2 separate regions of the Homo sapiens genome follow, and region 1 is linked to region 2. Evidence: chromatin contacts called from ENCODE Hi-C or POLR2A ChIA-PET data. All regions are on one chromosome and are shown on one strand. Each heading gives the region's core, a stretch centred on a gene start or an enhancer-like site at or near the end of the contact. The rest is flanking DNA. Distances are from core to core; before and after follow the strand shown.

What was found. Hi-C counts contacts between places; a loop is a spot of excess contacts on that map. ChIA-PET counts read pairs that join two places held with the same protein, here RNA polymerase II (POLR2A).
Region 1: a map of chondrocyte shows a loop between it and region 2 (2.2-fold over the local background). The contact joins two enhancer-like sites. A Hi-C loop is called at or near these places in 1 of 168 maps with a recorded cell type or tissue (chondrocyte). POLR2A ChIA-PET finds 5 or more read pairs at or near these places in 2 of 52 experiments (GM12878 and endothelial cell of umbilical vein).

The regions. Positions count from the first base shown.
Region 1 is chr14:33,675,421-33,682,109 of GRCh38, reverse strand. NPAS3 (neuronal PAS domain protein 3) reads right to left here. Exons shown (of 12, transcript NM_001164749.2): 6 at 5,725-5,899. Among named protein-coding and RNA genes, the nearest start is that of SNORA89, 30 kb to the left of the region's middle. Within about 2 kb of position 2,374, at least 2 of the 41 ENCODE cell types and tissues checked have a DNase peak (open chromatin) inside an H3K27ac peak, as active enhancers do; they include endothelial cell of umbilical vein, where a contact is called at or near this core.
Region 2 is chr14:33,560,506-33,566,715 of GRCh38, reverse strand. All of the region lies in intron 5 of NPAS3 (neuronal PAS domain protein 3), which reads right to left. Among named protein-coding and RNA genes, the nearest start is that of SNORA89, 150 kb to the left of the region's middle. RefSeq lists an enhancer at 1,651-2,180. Within about 2 kb of position 1,780, at least 2 of the 41 ENCODE cell types and tissues checked have a DNase peak (open chromatin) inside an H3K27ac peak, as active enhancers do; they include endothelial cell of umbilical vein, where a contact is called at or near this core.

The DNA.
Region 1 (6,689 bases), core at 1,125-3,624, 110 kb before region 2:
TAAATTATACATTTTAATTTCATTTATTAGTTGGGGACTATGGAAAGCAGGAATTTCATTGCATACAAACTGCCATTCAGATTGAAGGATTAGCAGTTTCCTGAAAAGGTGCAGTAATTGTCCAAACAAATTCCATTTCTATGTTAAGTTAGTCACTACACTGTTTGTTTGTATTCAGAATTTTGGAAAGGCAAAAGTAGCATACCACTCGACTACACTGTTTGTCACTTACCCTTCCAATAGCTCTAACTCTGTCATTAAGTATAAATCTAGTGTGAATGAACTTTCTATCATTTGACACTTTGTATGAATGCTGTACTCACCATGTGAATTTTGAGCCCTATTTATGTATAAAAGAACTTGGTCCAATCTTTTAGTATTAGCATGCTGAGCAGTCTCCATGATATTATCTCACCATAAAATGACTCCAAAAATCTCAGTTATTAATGGGATTAATGGTGATAACATAATTCCAGAAAGTTGCTACTCTATATGTAGATATATTGGCAATAAAAATCAGTCACTGTATGCCTTTCCCCAGTAGGGGATCTCTCACTTTTCCCTGATTTTTAAAGGCTTCAGATCAATAACTGGAGTGACATTATTAACAGCTCCCTCAACACCTTGGCCAGCGCTAATATTAAATCCATTACACCTTCTGTTTGACATTTGCAGTACAGCAGAAAGTGCTGTAGATACAGTCACATTGTCTGGGGACTGGGGTTGGATGTGGGGTTAGTAAGATGGTTTCCCTTGCCTAACTTCTAAATTCAGTTCATTGATAGAAATCTTGACCCAATACAAAAAATATCCCTTCACAACAATATACCAGATGGTAAATAATTCACCCATAGAAGTACAAGTATATGTCATATCCAAGCCGTTTTTTTATACAAAATATTGATCCGATCCTCAGATAAATTTTTACGTTCTTTATGGTTATTCCTAGACATTTGTTAGTCTAATTATACCGCTTACTGTGAAAATCATCTAATGATGTCAGAGGAATTGAGCTCCTGTTTCTGTAGAATTAGGAGTAGTCAGCAATTTACCATAGCACAGAGGCATAAGTTGAAACTGAAGTTTATTTGCATTCAGGCAAGTACTCTACTGTTTCCATTTTGCTGGCCTTAAAAACATTCGGGACATAGCGTAAGTATAATAGCATAAAAATCATACTACTATAATGATGATCCTAATGCCACAAAACAGGCTAGATTTTGCCTGAAAATTTAGACAAAACATGATAACCCATACTTTACACAACCAATGGGTTAGCCATGCAGCTGTAGTTATTCATCATCCAAAGTACTGCCTCATGCATTTTGCTAAATTGTCTAAATCCTGGTACAGTATTGATTTTCCCCTCTATGAACTCACACCCACCCAAAAAGCCACAAGAGCCCCTTGCCCTGGCTGAGTTCTCTCTGAAGTAGGATCCAGGCATGTTCTTCCTGACAGGGGTCCTACAGAAGAAACTGATCACTCGCTGGTGGGAAGCAAACCACTGGAGACAGAAAGGGAATTTTATCTTAGAGAAACATGAAAATGAAAAAGCTAGTTACCAGAAGTATATGCATTACAATCTTATTTTAGAAAGAAATACAAAAAACCCCACCAAACACATACATACCTACATACACAGGAACAGGAACAGAAACTAAATCTAGGAGGGTACGTAGTGCATATATATGAATAATGGTTATTTCTAGATAGTTGGGATGGTGGTGGTCTTTACTCCTTTTTCCCTGAATTCAGGAAGAAGGAGTAAAACACAACACTTTTACAGCCTAATATAGAGAATATTACTATTTGCCTTCAACATAGGAAGAGTTTTAAAGTTCCTCCAGGATTTCTTGAGAGCTGCTTTTCTGTTTACTAAGCATTTAAAAGGCATGGCACTGAAATTTAAGAAAAAGATGAGGATAGTACTCATAATCCCAAGATGGCAGAATCATTAAGAGTAATAATGAAAAGGCACAAGTAGATCTGCAAAAAGAAAACCCTCCAAATGCCATTGGTCAGAGGTTCTGTGCTCCTCATACTGCGGGAGCCTGCAGGACAGCAAAGGGCAGTCTCTTCCAAAATGTTCCAGTCAACCCCTAAATAGGCACTCTCGGACTTTATAACATTTTAAACAAGGCCACTCATTTATCTTTTGCCTGACTTAAGATTTCTCTGAGATAATACATTGACTAAACTGTTAAAAAATGTGCATACATATAAAATATTTATTTGGGTTTGCTGTACAATCAATGGATCTTTTTTTTCTCCTCCATTATCCTGAGGCTGAGTCAGGACAAGACAATCTCAGGGCTGACAGTTCAAAGAGACAGAATTCCTATTGTGGCATAGTATCACTGCCTCTTAGGCTGGCTTAGTCACTTATTTCCTTCTATTATAATGCCAAATGTTATTTAGATTCCAGTCATTTAGTAATGCTACACTGAACACATCAGGGCTTCTGAAAAATTCCATACCTACTAGTCCTTTCATTTTCATAATAACCATATATCAATATCCCTTTCCCAACTAAATTACACCGTTTAAAAAAGAATCTGTGTTTTATCAGAGTTCAAGAGATTATGATGCAATGAACAACAGTCTTCAAAAATGTTCCTTCATGTTAGTTATTAAGAATTAGGAAATCTTGTTAAAATTCTTTCAGCTTTTAAGAAACATAAGCAGCTTTGTGATGTAGTGCCTGACATGAACTTTTTAAGTAATTCCCTTGGAGCCATCATCTGCATTAGTGAAGATATTTCATTTAAGGTAGCACCCTACACTGCTTTTCAGTATTTGAGCAGTCAGTCAATCTCATTGCTCTTTTAAGCCCCAGATAGAAAATAACCAACACTGCAGACTTTGAAGGTTAAGGTAGCTTAACGTTCTCTACTGGTGAGAGTCACATTCACCATCAAGGAAGAGGGCCTCTTCTTATGCGAGTGTAGCTGATGAGCCCAAGTCAAGTGATGTGGAAGGCAGAGTTTTCAATCTCACTAGCAAGGATGGCTAAAGGAAGGCTGGTGAAGGCAGGGGAAGGAAACCTAAGTAAATTTGTAGTATCTTTCAATCACACTTCAATGTTAAATGATTGATAGAGTACCTTTAAAGGAGAGAGTTAACAGTTGAAGGAGATATATATTCTCCTACAGTCTAGAAGTAATAATCTGTAAGAACTGTGTTCTACTAGTGTACCTAGGGTTATTTTATGCATGCTAGGGCTTCATAGAAGGCATGGGATTTATGAGAGTTCTTATATTGACATATTTATTTGGGCTTGCTGTCGTATTTAGACTCTAGCCTAGGATACTCTAGCAGAACTGGTTTACAGGCTGTGGATTTTTTTTTTTTTCTCCCAAAGTCTCACTGTCAACATGTATTTGGGGAGACATCAAACTCAGTATGAATTGACAGGATGATCTAGCTTCCAAGAAGACCAAATTTAACCTCAGGCTGCATTAAGAGAAGTATAGTAGCCTACCCTGAGAAAGGTGACAGTTCCTCTGCTTTGCACTAATCAGAATATATCTAGAGGGCTGTGCTATTCTCTTCACTGTATTTTTAGAGGGTTCTCTGCAAACTGAAGCACAGCCAGGGCAGGATGACTAGGATGGTGAGGCTTTTAGGAACACGCCATTGAATAAGGGTTGTGAATTAGCACTGTTTGACCTGGAAAGGAGAAGGATGACAGGAGGAAAGGAGGATCTGATGTAATTGACTTCACATGTGTGAGAAGCTAGGATAGGGAAGAAGGAGTAAATCAGAAATGTCCCAGAGGGCAGACCTTGGATCAGTGGGAAGTTGCAGCGAAGCAGATTTGGGCTCCATATCAGGCATAACTATCTACGAGAACTACTCAACAAGGGAGTGGGCAGCCTCGCAAGTTCATGAGCTTCCTATCAGGGCAGAATCTAGCAGAGACTGGAAAGGCTGCCTGCTGGTTTTGCTGTAGAGATTTGGCTGCGTATGTTGGAGGTTGGATAAAAGGATCATGAAGATCCTTTCAAACTTGAGCATTTGTGATTCAAGGAAACAAACTTTTCTAAGACCTTCCCTCATACAAAGGCTTAGAAACTTAAATTCTTTCATGCTGCGTGTTTGAGTCATGAGGAAGAGGTTCTCCAACATCAGGATGAAAGAGTAGAAAACCGTTTGCATGTGCTGTTTCTCAAATATGCCCAGATATGAACATTCTATTGACTAAAAAACAGTTCCAGTTATCTCGCTGACATAGCTGCTCAGTAAAGTCAGTGAGCTATGGTATAAGAATATATCACTTGCCCACCTGAACAAAAGTATTTTCATTTTTAAAAGGTAAAGAATAATCTTAAATATTCTCTTTTCTCATGTGTGGGGCTCACTGAAGAAGGATGATCACCAATGCTAAGAATAATGAATGCCCTAGAAACTACAGTTAACTTCAGTGAGGAAAATGGATTGGTTCTTAAAATACTTCCAAGAGTCAAATGTGTGTTGTTTTTTTTTTTTCCTTCTGTGTGAGAAAACATATCGTGATTACTTCTAGGCAGGCCAAATTATTGTCTTCGAAGTATGTTGAGTTATTTTAATGTTAATCTTAACATAGGTTTTTCTATTTTTCTTGTTAATAAAATGCTTTTGTATTACGAATCTATTTTAAAACAACAGATCAAGTAAAGTACAAGCATCTTTGAAGAGTGAAAAAATAATTTTCCAAGTAAGCAAATACAACTTTGCACTTCAAATCAGGCCTTGATTCATCAAAAAATCTTAAACTTCTCATGAGAAAAATTAACATTTAAACCACTGCTGCTTGGCCAAGCACTCCACCACACAAGAATATGAAATATCTCCTCTAAAAAAGTACAAAAAGGACAAAACCACAAATGTGGAACTTCAATTAATTTAAAGCCCCAATCAGCAAAGAATAAATCCTTCGCAGATCTAATTACCAGCGCTCTCGGAAGACCCAGGCCGACCAGCCAATCTTCCCCGTGTTTGAACAGCTTGATGAACTAGGGGACTGATGGATATCAAGTCATTTTGTTTAATTTATAAATGGATTTTCCCCTAATACTTAAATTATCATCAGTACAACACAATGAAAATGGGAACATTCTGAATGCAAAGTCTATAAGAGTCCTGGAAGGAATCCCAATGAGGAATGTCACCTCTGTTCATTCCTCTATACAATTGATCTAATTAAATACTGAGGGTAGAAAGGCAGTTTAAAATGTAGCCATTTCTGTTTTCTTTTTAGCCTTAATTTATCTGTTCACATCTTTCAAGTACCTTCTGATGCTTTAAAAAAATAAAGAAACCAAGATTTCTACAAGTCCCTGATACTTTTAATTCTCCACGAGCTACTATTTGGAATGCCTCTGCCATAGATTTTGCTGAATAATAAATAAACGCATTACATTTAGCCATGGTAACAATAAAATGAAGAGGGTATTCCAAATCGGAAGCTGTTCCCTCTAGTAATTTGAAAGAGAAACTAAAAGAACTAGTACCTTCTACATGTATTGTTCAACTGAAATTAGATCTCTGGATTATACTTATTAAAATGTCTCCTTATTTTCAGATCTCTTCCTTATTTAATTACTGCATGGGACTGGAAGCTGCATGGAATTGTTAAATACCCTTAGACCTATTTATAGTCTCTTCACATGGGTAACTTGAGCACACTCATTTGGCAAAGGTCCTGCCCACCAACCCACACACTGGGTTTGCAATTCCCACCTGGCTCGGGGGTCTCCGACTGAGAGGAGGAAGATGCTGAGCTGGCTCCGTCCTCAGCAGTGCCCTGTGACAGGAGACCCCGCCCAGGGGGGAGCTTCATGCCCAGCTGCTCAGCCATCTCCACGTGATCTCCGGGGTGGACATAGTCAAAGACACTGCTGCCTGTCAGCTCCACCTAGAGGGCGAGAGAAAGGGTGGGAAGGAAAGACATTATATAGGCTTCTCCATTTTCAAATTCAACACAGTGATTCAGATTCTGAGTAGAAAAGAAAATACATTCAGGTCCCAGAAACAATCCTGGTTCTGTCTTCATCTTCAAATACTTAAGAATTCTTGAGGTGAAAGAGAAAGATTTTTTCACATGTATTTATTTAGCAATTGTTAAGCTCAGTTTTTTTTTTTTTCCTCACACACTGTTGTTTGCATAAAGCCAAACATTCTGTGAAATGTGGACGAGTCTGCCTTGTATTCAGCTGTTTTATCCACGCATCATCAAATACTTGCGTGTTTGGTGTCAACCACATGATTGACTGAATTCTACAGTTTTCTTATTGAGAAGTTTGGGTTTTGGATAGGAACAGCTATAGAAACAGCCAGAGATAGCAGTCGAGTGTTTTCCTTAAAATACACAGATTTCCAAGATGTGTTTTTATACATATCATCTGATTTCCATGTAAATTTAAATGTAAGAAGGGCTGCTTACAAATATATGCAAAGGCATAATGTTTTCATTAAAAATTACTCATTAGCTCTGTAATCGTATGAGGGATTTTCCATACAAAAGAGGTCAGCTGGGGTCTGAAGCAGCCATATTTTTTTTCTGCTGCAATCAGCTTGTTTTGCCTTCAATCTAATAGGATACATAGTACAAATCTCCTTGAAGGCTTTTTAAAAAATGTTTTATTTTGTATACTCTTTGAATCAGGCTAACTCTCTAACTAACTCTAAAGGCAGAGAATGAATAT
Region 2 (6,210 bases), core at 531-3,030:
ACAGAGAAGAAAGAAACTGGTAAGGTTTTTCCACTCTGCTCAAGGTGGCGATGCATTATAGGAGAACATTAGGGATTTTTTCTACTCTTTCTGATGAAAAGATCCCTGCCAATATAGATGATCACCTAAGAACTATGAACTAAAAGGCATTAGGAGCTTCAACAAAGATACAGAGCACAGAGCTGTATTCTTCTGCCTGGCTCGTTCATAATTATGGATGAAATAAAGAGGCGTGTTTGCCTATTTGGAAGGGTGGGGTGGAAGGAAAAGGGGGGAAGAACGAGCAGTTCAATATCTGGATCGAACAGAGGAACTTTTTCCCCCAAGGATCCTGCCGGGAGGAACCTTGACATGCACAAAGTCAGAACGTAGACAAAGTTGCCCTGGTGAGAACGATAAGGTCACCCGTGGGATTGCTGAGATTATCTCTGTCAAGCACTCGGACAGCATGCAGTCAAATGATGCATCATGCAGTCATTTTCGGGGGGGAAAAATCAATTTCTTCACCAGGTCGCTATTTGCTTTTCAAAGTGCCCTTGTAGGCCTTCACCACCAAGCATTTATCAATTTAAATGTTGTAAATTGATAATGTGCCACTGTGCCTTGTACTGTTTCTGAATTATTTTGATACTTATATTTTCTCAATAGTCTCCAAACCCTCAGAGCTTCCACATTCAAAAGGGCATTTTTCTTTGTTACACCCAGAAGTGATGAACTTTTCATGATTAGTGTACAGGAGACAAATGTAGACTTGCTGGTTGGGGTGGCAGGGGGGTGGTCACAAGCTGCAGAAAATTATATATTTTTCTGCTTTTTTTTAAAAAAATTAAGGTATGTCTACTTGAAACGTTTTGAAAAGGGGGGCCATAAAGCAGTATTTGCATTCATTTATTAAAAGAACTCCAGTTATCCTAGCATTGAATACATTTAGAACACCAACTGCAAAAATGCTAACACTTGGCTCCATCATTGTAATCCCTCTGCTGTGTTGAAATAATACCTTTTTTGTCTTTATATTCCAGCTCTTTAGGATGTCATGATGCCAAACAAGAATAATAACTTACAAGGAAAGCTAATGTCTTCTTTTTTTTTTCAACCCCACTAAAGAAATATATATATCTTCTACAAGCAGGGAAGTAAGAGTATTAGCCACATACTAACCTCAACTTGATTTGCATTGAAAAACACAGAATGGAAGAGTGAGCCTTGCACTTTGGAAAAGCAAAAGAAAGACATGGCGGTTGCAAAGCATCTTTAACCTCCAGTGATTTATTGGCCCTCGGCCAAGTTATCAGGGGAATCTAATTCTTCTTTATTATTCAAATAAACCACATTTGGCACCATGGTTCCCTTTCAGAATAGCTTCACAAATAGACTGAGCTCTGTCATTTATTTGACCTTGTACTTGTGTGCTGTAGCTGTAATTTTATTTGCCATTTTATATAACAAATGCAGAGAAATCTAAAATATGGAGATGAACAACAGGATAAGGAAAGGAGTTTATGGCAAATATATCTGCATGGCTTAAAAAAAATACCAAATTTAAAACAACCACTTACCCCCTTTCACCTTCACCTCTATTAACTCTTATTATAATCTGCAGCCACCCTGCCCTTTTCAGCAAGCTGCCTTGAATCAAGCCAATTTGTAACCTTGTCTGCAGCTACCTTCTGGCTGGCTTACAATAGTCAGGAAATACCTTATATAAGGGTGAGGACTTGGTGAGAAAAAGGGAAGTGACTCATTATGTGCAGGAGGGGACTGGAGGCAGTGGGGGGTGATTAGAACACATTTCAAGAGAGGTTTTAGCTGGCACGTAGGGTATTTTCTAATGGTATCACCCCATACAAATGTGTAAATTTCCTGGCTTGCTCTAGATCTCATTTTTGTTGTAAACAGGACCCTATATTAACTTGAATGCACTTTGCTGGGATAGGTGTGCATCAGAATTATCCTGTCTCACCTCACTTTCCAGAAAAAATGTTTTCAGAGGATGTGAGTCCAATTGTATTCTCTGGTTAACTGAGTCTCTCATGTCCTCTGCCTCTGGCAACGATAATGTGAATTTCTCATGAGGGCTTAGAAGAAAATGCAGGATGTGAGTATGGGTGAAGGAAAGCCAGTTTGAAACCCTGTAAACCACCAAACTAGCCAATGCTATTGTGAGGCCTGGATGCGGGAACAGAACATCGCTCTCCGATGGTCTTCCGCACAGCTATGGCTGGCGGGGAATGGGCTTCTGCCTGCTTATGAGATTTGTAATTTGGGTCTTTGTGTTTGCTGTGTAGATCACGACAGCCTTGCTGTGAATATGGACTCCAGTGGAAGCAAATCAATGTCATAATCTACAGGTTAGCTCTTCCAAAATCCTACGTGAGATTTTCAGATTTCAGTCCCAGAAAAACTTTGCCTTCCTTAAGAAACAATGGTTTTTCATTTTTGATGGTTTACTGGATTTCCCTTTTTGCTTTGGTTACCATGAAGCTCATGGTTACATCTGAAACTTTAATAAAGACCATTTATAATAAATGGTCTTTTTATGAGCCTCTTTGTTGTGTTTTCCTACTATGTGGTAACAGTTTACCTACTTTTGCTTATCTCCTTTTCCTTATTCCCTAGTTCTATTTTGACATTATTTTTATCATATGTGTTTATGTAAGCTATTTGAAATCCTTTGTGGAAAGAGGAGAGTATAAGCCAACAAATAAATATTTCTCTAAGCTTTAAATCCTGTATCAACTAGAAATACTTTTTATTTATCATGTAAAGTCTCTTTTGGATTCTTTGGCGATTAAGCCCCTTACATTTTGGAAGAGATTTCATAAACGCTGGCTATATATCATTGCTACATTTTCAGTGTTAGGGAACCCATTCTGTTTTCTTAATTCATTTTCACTTCTGCCTGTTCCATTATAGCTAGAAAGCAGAGCTGTCATGAACAGCTCTGAATGCCATCATCAGGTATAACAAGTTATTCAGTCTCTATGCAAGCCAAACTCAGCATCAGTATGTGGGAATCTTCCTTTAAGATAAGGCCTCTTGGTGAGTAACTGGGCATCATTTTTACACAGGAAAGCAAGTCAACAGTGCATACTTCTATAACCTGAAACCAGTTCTTGGATGTTGTTAGGTTAAATATATACATCTCTCCTCTCTCTCTCTCTCTCTCTCTCTCTCTGTGTGTGTGTGTGTGTGTGTATGTATGTGTATCTGGCAAAGTCAAGAGGACTGTTGAGGAGCTTCAGAAATCATCATCATTCACTCATTCCCATAATTACAACAAGATGAGAATACTTTAAAGAGAATACCTGGCATGCACATGCCCTGGACACCAGGAGCTGTCCCACCCAAGGGAGAGTCAAAGAGAAAATCCGCTCTGGCTGTCTCTATCCCCATGCTACACAACAGAGCTCAGTAGAAGTTTCCCTATCTTGTTTTCTTGTGAGCCAAAAAAGAATCCTAATTCTATCCTGAGCATAAGCTGTTTTAAAGCCACCACATTTATGTACACATTGAAAGAAAATAAAACTGAGGAAGGGATATCTTGAGAGTTAGCAATACAGACATAGCTATGCTCTGTAACAAACTGACATGCTCACAGTCCTCCTGAACAATTTCACTGGACAAGTCTTTGATGACAGAGTTACACATTGTCTTTATTTAACAAAACTATTTGGAAAGGAAAGGAGGGTCCATAACTTTACAGATTCCTTATCACTGTCTAGAATTTGATAGAATAACCACTTAGCCAAAGTTGTAGCATACAAGCAGAGCATTTGGTTTGCATTTGATTAAGGGTGTGTGTGTGTGTGTGTGCTCATAAAAGAACAAATGCTTAATTTACTTAGAGTATATTTACTTTGTATATCACCCCACAACCCCTAAAACTGAAAAAGGGCATTGATGAAACTTGGAAAGAGTTGTATCTTGGGGACCTCTATTTCTCTATTAGGACTCAAACTGGGTTGAAAACTCTTTTCCAGAGTTTTAGCATAGATTTTTTGTTTTTCCCTCATGCTTTGGGCTTTTAAAAATATATCATGTTCTTATCAGATTCTTTTCATATTAATGCAGAACTATACTTAAGCTTTAGTTTTGAACTCTAAATACATAAACTGGTATACGCAAAAATCACTTTTAAATACATAAATTGGTATATGCAAAAATCACTTTCTACTGATTGACCCCTCATCAATTCAGTTGTATAGTGCTGCCAAATGAAGGCCCATGTCTCCTATCTCATAGCCTCTACCTGCATATTTGACAGTTTCTGCCAACACTGAACACATCCACCACAGGAGAAGAAGGCAATGGCACATTTTGGCCAGGGTCTGCCCCTGGATAAGTCAAGATGCCGACTACTGGTACGTGCTTTAAAACCCATTATATATAAAAGCAAGGACTGACTGCACAAAAATTGCCAGATACTGTACCATGTCTACACAGTTGCTTTATTTCACAGAAGCGTCAATTATTTGTCTCAGATTTTACTTAATGATACAGTAGAAAAGCAGCTAAATAAAATACTTTTAAGGAGAAACCAGCATAGGGTTAAAGCCAAATTTTTCTTGAACAGATGATATTTCAGATGGCCGCACTATTCCAGATGCATCAATTTCCTTGAAAATCCGATCCATATATGTGCATATGCTGTGCTGGCAGGAGGACTGACTGAAATGGCCAAAACCCAAGAGCTAATATTCTTTTGGCCAGAATAATGCAATTATTATTTTCCTAGCTATCAGTCTAAGCATACAGAGCCATCTGTTATGCAAAGCAAACATACACATCTCAATTACAGAAAATGCAGTTGCCTTGACAGAATTTGGATTACACCACTAAGCAGGGCTGTAAAATGTGTTTTGAGCTAGTATATAATGGATGCTTTTCAGGAGTTCCCTAATTAGCATTTACCTGCTTAAACTAATTATTCACCCTTCTTCTTTACTGGCTTATTAAACTTTGCTGGATACCCTGCATGAAACATGAATATGTGCATTGCAGAACAACAAACAGTGGTGTTTCCAGTTCTGTATGGTAATAACAACATCGCGACATGGTGGCTCACCGATTTCAAAATTGAAGATTCTCAATACTAGGTCCCAGACAGATTAAGACAAGGCTTAAAGTCTGTTAAAGGCTATTACAAAACCAGATCTTTCAATAAGATACAAGAATAGTAATACCGAGTTAACAAAAGCTCGGTTTCTATCATTTGGTTTGCTAAAGTCCACATAAAATAGAATTACTCCACACACTATAGCTGAGAGCTTGCATGTTCTTCAAAAGGCATTAACAGACCAGACCCTTGTTTGGATTCTCAACAGTAAATAATCAAATTTGGCAGTGTTTCTCCTCCTTCCCCAAGCCTCCTTACATGCCAAATCTCTCTCTCTATTATTTTCCAATGTCTTTCTTGATTTAGCTATTACCCAGCAAACTCACTCACAGCCAAAAGAGTCCAGCCTTGCTGGATGTCTCCTTAGAGCTGTGCCAACTTTCAGAAGCAACGAGTCTGGGGTAGGTCCTGCTTTAAAGGAGAGAGACAAATCTTATCTCTATCTCTAGCTTCAAGGGGCAACTGAACGAGCGGTAGATTATCCAACTTGGCAGATTATCACACACACACAAAATCCCTCCCACTGAGGCAGTGTTTTCCTCATGCCAAACTACCAGATGAAAGGGGTCAAACTCAGCCAATCACCTGTATGGGCGCAAATACCCAGATGTTCAGCATTTTTATGGAGAAAACATCTGGATAATTAGCTGAAGTGCAAACCTTGCTTCAGGATATTTTGGCATTCACCAGATGCAGCCCGTGTCTTGGCATTCACTGGAACTTAAATTTTTGTGTTCCAGGGGAATATCGAGAAGTAACATCCAGGATTTTTGTCCCTGGCCCATCAGCCTCCATTTTCTTTTCTTTTCCCCTCCGAAAAACACATGTGAGTAATTAAATGGCAAATAATGAAAAGCTGTCTTATTTTATGAAATCATCTTTCAGCATTAGGAAGCATTTGCAAAGGCAGCAAAATATATCCTTGCTGGAACCCTCCCTGCAACGCATTTTAATGGTCTCTTTCGGCATTTCTTGACTCCAAATGACTCCTGCCATTGTGTCAGCTCCCAGGATAATGCAGGGTACTCCATAAACATCCAGTAATAGGACACAAGGGAAGCACTATTAGTGTGTCCCTCTCCTACTGGGCA